Regions from separate parts of the Mus musculus genome. Here region 2 is linked to region 1. Evidence: chromatin loops called from intact Hi-C (ENCODE). Cell type or tissue: gastrocnemius. All regions are shown on one strand.

Region 1 (2,500 bases):
TCTGCCGTGCTGCTGTGGTTAGAGTGTCTCTAGCAAGTTCCAGCCACATCTGCCACAAGCCTTTGTTCCACCTCTCTGAAATGGGTTGACACATAGAGAATGAAAAACAAAAAGCAAACAAACAAACAAACAAACAAACCTACCTTCTCTCAAGCTCAAATCCTTCCTGATGCTTTTTAAATGTTAATTCGTACTAAGGATTTAGATAAGACACCTCCAGATACTGTCCTGAACCCAGAAGAGAACCCGGGTGTAATAATTCCCCTGTAGGCGTCCTCTCAGAACACAGTGGCATAGGATTGTTTGTAAGAATGTTCTCTAAGCCAGGTTATACCGAGACAAAGCTATCATTTCTGCATGTCTCTGTATACTTTAAGAAAATGATTCGGGTGTTGCTGTTGGGTTGATGATATCACAATCAACTAAGAGTGTTACGTTAGAAACAAAGAAAATGATTTAAACCTATCTAGCCGATAAATATGAAAATATAACTTATGAAGCCTACGCTGCATTGTCACCAAATAATCTGTTTTCTAAGTTCAAATTTAATTTAAAAAGAGATATTTCTCTAAATGCTTCCAACAGCAGACTGCAAAGGGTTTTTTTTTTTTTTTTTGCATAGAGAACACAGGAAATAAATATAGTAATGTTCAAATCACCAACACAATGGCTGTTCTGTTGCTTGTTGCTTTTAGAATATTTTTAACAACTTGCTGGTGAATTGGCTCTTGCTGGTGTGAAGCCAGGCTGGTAGCTGGTTCTCACCTGCTTTTATTTATTTATTTATTTATTTATTTATTTATTCCTCTGGTCACTGTGTCCTATCCATTACTAAGACCTGCTAGATACTGGGCTGGGTTTCTCATAACTGGCTTTCATTTTTACTGACACGAGGTTAGGGCTTCTATTCCTGGCTTGCTGAAAGAGCCTTTTCCTTAGAATAACCCACGGGGCAGAGCGTCTTCCTAAACTAAGGCTTTCATCTAGCCACTTCTGTTATTAAAGCTTCAGGGATCCCATTGCAGATAGCCCGGCATGGACACAGGTCTTAGAACTCCCGTTGTTCCAGCCAGACAAATGCATTAGCTTTCTTTACAGTCGCTAATCTTTCACATCTGGCATTTGCTCCCCCGGAGTCCCTGGCTCCTTCTGCCAGCACCTCCTTCCATTCCGTATTGAATTCACTTCCTTCAGGATGTTTTCCTTGCTTAGTAGCTACTTAGCAGATAAATAACTCTTGTTTTTGAGCTTTTAATCACATTAAGTGCTTAAAAAAAAATGATCCAAGTCTAGGGATAAACAGCTTATGGAGATTTTCATTCTCTAAGAACCACCCAGGGTGACTTTGTCAGAAAGAGAACTCAAATTTGCAGGCGGCTGTTTTCACTAACATCTATCCGAGAAGCAGAGCAAATGACTCCTTATGGTGACCTCTAGCGGGCACGGGGCAGTCCTACAAAATTAGGAAAGTGGAGGGGGAAAGCAAAACCCTTCCCCAGGTACTCCATGGTCACAGGAGCCCATCTCACCCCTCCACCCTCCCTATTCATTTTTATTTCCAGGGTTTGTTTTGCATCTAACGCCGTCTCCCTTATATATAACTCACCTGTTTCTTGCCTTTGACGGGCTGGGTTGCCGGTGTCGGATGTGTAAACTGCTGTTTAAAATAATGCCTGCCAAGTCGAACCCCACTCCACCAAGCCTTAACCCTGCCTCTGCATTTGAAGGCCGGTGCCGCAGTCGCACGGGGGTGCTACGGGGAGGGAAGGAGTGGACATCGAGATAGCATGAAAAGGAGAATGCAAGATCGAGGCAATAAGACATTCTGGTCTTGCCAGTGAAAGAAAATTCTCTCCAGACTGCTACCCGACTCCACCGGAGGCATCGTGAGAGCGGTGTAGGCGCCTTCTTAGGACCCCAAGGCTGGGAAAGATGGGGGACTAGGGCGAGTCCGTTGGCCCATGGCATCCCTCAGGGAGCAGGGGGTGGGGAGAGCTTGGTGCGCGGCCGCCTTCGGAGCGCACGGCACGTGGGGTGCCCCACGCGCGGAGAGGAAGCGCAAAGTCTGCAGGCAAAGCCGCGACTGGGTTGCCTGCTTTGAGAAATCCTTTGGGGCGGCCTTAGAAGCCGACCAGGGTTTCCAACAGTCTCTGGCAAAGGCTCATCCAGACGCCGTCTGCTCCCTACTTCAAACCTCGCACCTTGGTCCTCACCTCAGCACCCCTCCTTCCCTCCTGTCTCCTCCCTTCGGGGGACTCTTTAAAGGAGCCTGGGGGAGGTGTGTCCATCATCCGGATGGCCCCGGGGCTCCCCGCAGCTCGCATCACGCCCTGCGCACCCCTCCCGGCCACTGCGGGCGGGGGCGCACGGCGTCACGAGGCGGGGAGCCCGAGGTCCGGGGCGGGGCGCCGGGGAATCCCAGCCGGAGCGAGCCGGGAGGTGCGGGCGCGGGCGGGCAAGGAGGTGCGCGCGGAGGGAGCGGAGCGCGCGGAGCCGGCGG
Region 2 (2,500 bases), 360 kb after region 1:
GGGACTGTGAAATCCACTTCCTGAGCCAGCCTTTCTACTTCTCATTTTCTCTGGGTCCTTTTGTCTTCTGTGTCTCCCATAGAGACCGTCTGTCTATCTATCTATCGATCTATCTATCTATCTATCTATCTATCTATCTATCTATCTATCGTGTGTGTGTGTGTGTGTGTGTGTGTGTGTGTATGTGTGTGCTCACACACACTTATGTGAGTAATCGAGCAATGCATGGGTGTGTGCTGTACCTGTATGTGGTGTGTGCACATGGAGGCCAGAGGTTGCTGTCAGGTGTGTCTTTATTTTTCACTTTCCACCTTATTTTTTTTTAAAAGATTTACTTATTTTTATTTTATGTATATGAGTGTTTTGCCTGTATGTATGTATGTGTGTGTGTATATATATATATATATATATATATGTGTGTGTGTGTGTGTGTATACACATATGTGTGTGTATGTGTGTATATGTGTTATGTGTATGTATGTGTGTGTGTATATGTATGTATATGTGTGTGTGTATGTATGTATGTATGTGTGTATGTATGTATGATATGCATGCCTGGTACCCTCAAAGGGCTCTGAAGACGGTAATGGAACCCCTGAAGCTGGAGTTACAAACCATTGTGAACTTCCATGTGGGTGACAGGAACCAAGTCTGGATCATCTTTAAGAGCAGTAACTGGGAGTTTACCCGTCGAGCCTTGGCTTCAGCCCCTCCGCCTTAGTTTTTGAGACTGGGTCTCACTAAATCCAGACTGTGCCACTTTGGCAACACTGGCTGCCCAGAGAGCACCAGGGGGTCGGCTTGTCTCAGCACTGAATTATACAAGTGTGTTCCATGCCTAGCCTTTCACTTGGCTGTTGTGTATTTGTTTACGTGGCACACTTTATTGATTTAAACCATATCCCCAGCCACTGCATTTTTCTACCTTTAATTTGTGAGGGATTATGTTGGGAAAGATGATACAGTGGCAAACAATGCTTATACCTGAGATAGATGACACCCCCCACGCCCCCAGCCCCTGTAAGGTCTGAGGATCATTCTCTAAAGCCTAGCAAGGTCTGTGATGCGGCTTTGTTGGAAGAGGGTAGCATTTTCCTTGCTAGGTGTGATTTTGTGGCGCCACCTGCTGGCAATGGACAGATATAATCACACTGAGTTTTGCATGACTGTTCACACAGAGAAACCAAATATTGGGGCTGAAGTGATGGCTCAGTGGTTAAGAGCACTGGCTGTTCTTCCAAAGGACTCAGAACCCACACAGCAGCTCATTAGATGTCTGTAACTCCAGTTCCTGGAGGGATCAAGACTCTCATCTAACTTCATGGACACTAAACCTATATGGGGAGTGTATATATGTATATATTCTGTGTGTATGTGTTGCCTGTATGAATATATATATTCATGCAACACACATACACACAGAATATAGATAAATAAATCTTAAAAATAAATCAATTATTAAAGCATATATATGTGTGTGTATATATATATACATACATATATATGTATGTATATATACATACATATATATGTATATATATATACATACACATATATATATGGCTTGGAAATTCCACTGTGGCAGAGCACTAGCTTAGCTTGCCTGAGCTCAGCATTTTTGGCTTTAGCCACTGGCTGGCACACCAAAGAAGCAAGCAAGCAAATAGTAACGTGCAGAATGGGACTCAGTGAGACACACACGTGCCAGACTTCTTTGCTGACCAAATTGCATCCTCGGCTCTTGGGGGAGTCCTTTATTTTTATTTCTAAAATAAGTTTTTAAAGGTTTTTTTATTTTATTTTATGCGTTTGTCTGCATGTATGTCTACACTCCAGGTACTTACTCAGTGCCCAAGGAGGTAAGGCTTTTCGATCCATTAGAACTGGAATTACGGATGGTTGGGAATGACCGCATGGATGCTGGGGCTTAAACCTAGTTCCTCTGCAAGAGCAACTTGTGCTCTTGACAACGGATCCTTCTTTCCAGCCTCTAGGGAATCTTTTAAAACTCAAATCTAATCAAGTGTCTTTTCTATGCTTAAATACCTTCAGTGGCCTTTAACCTCTGTTTAACTCTAATCCAAATGCCTTAGTAAAAACCCAAGTCCCATAAAGATCTGCAGGCTCAAGACCTCGGGTCAGACTCAATGTTGGCTATGCATTGAAGTCTTCTAGAAATATTTTTTAAACAGCCATCAATGGTTCATCCCTGCTTCCTTTTCTTGTGTGAGCGTCTGTAGTGTGCACTAAGCGGGTGTTCTGTCAGGGAGCCTCATCCCCAGTGCCTGCTCATTTGGAGACAGTCTCCCTATGCAGCCCAGGTTAGACTCAAGTTCGAAGTCCGTCTGCCCCAGTCTCCTAATTGTTAGGATTAAAAGTGTGTGTCACTTAAAAAAAAAAATTAAATGCATTTTATTTTTAGACAACCTACATGACATTTTTCTTAAGAAAAGAAAAACAAAACCCTCAAAACAAACAACTCCCCACCAAAACAGTGCCT

The links. Hi-C counts contacts between places; a loop is a spot of excess contacts. Peaks named below come from ENCODE experiments on the same cell type or tissue, not always from the same donor. Only the 100,000 strongest peaks of a DNase experiment are listed, where the experiment ranks them.
Region 2: it touches region 1 in a loop (5-fold over the local background); 23 of 42 quality-filtered maps call a loop at or near these places.

Annotation. Positions count from the first base shown.
Region 1 is chr17:83,631,974-83,634,473 of GRCm38, reverse strand. It overlaps a transcript of Kcng3 not described here. Among named protein-coding and RNA genes, the nearest start is that of Kcng3, 1.3 kb to the right of the region's middle. In gastrocnemius, a CTCF peak has its summit at 1,433 (motif pointing left); DNase peaks (open chromatin) are centred at 1,447, 1,700 and 1,932; H3K4me3 peaks cover 1,662 bases.
Region 2 is chr17:83,270,311-83,272,810 of GRCm38, reverse strand. No RefSeq gene overlaps it. Among named protein-coding and RNA genes, the nearest start is that of Gm24240, 1.6 kb to the right of the region's middle. In gastrocnemius, a CTCF peak has its summit at 1,131 (motif pointing left); DNase peaks (open chromatin) are centred at 788 and 1,114.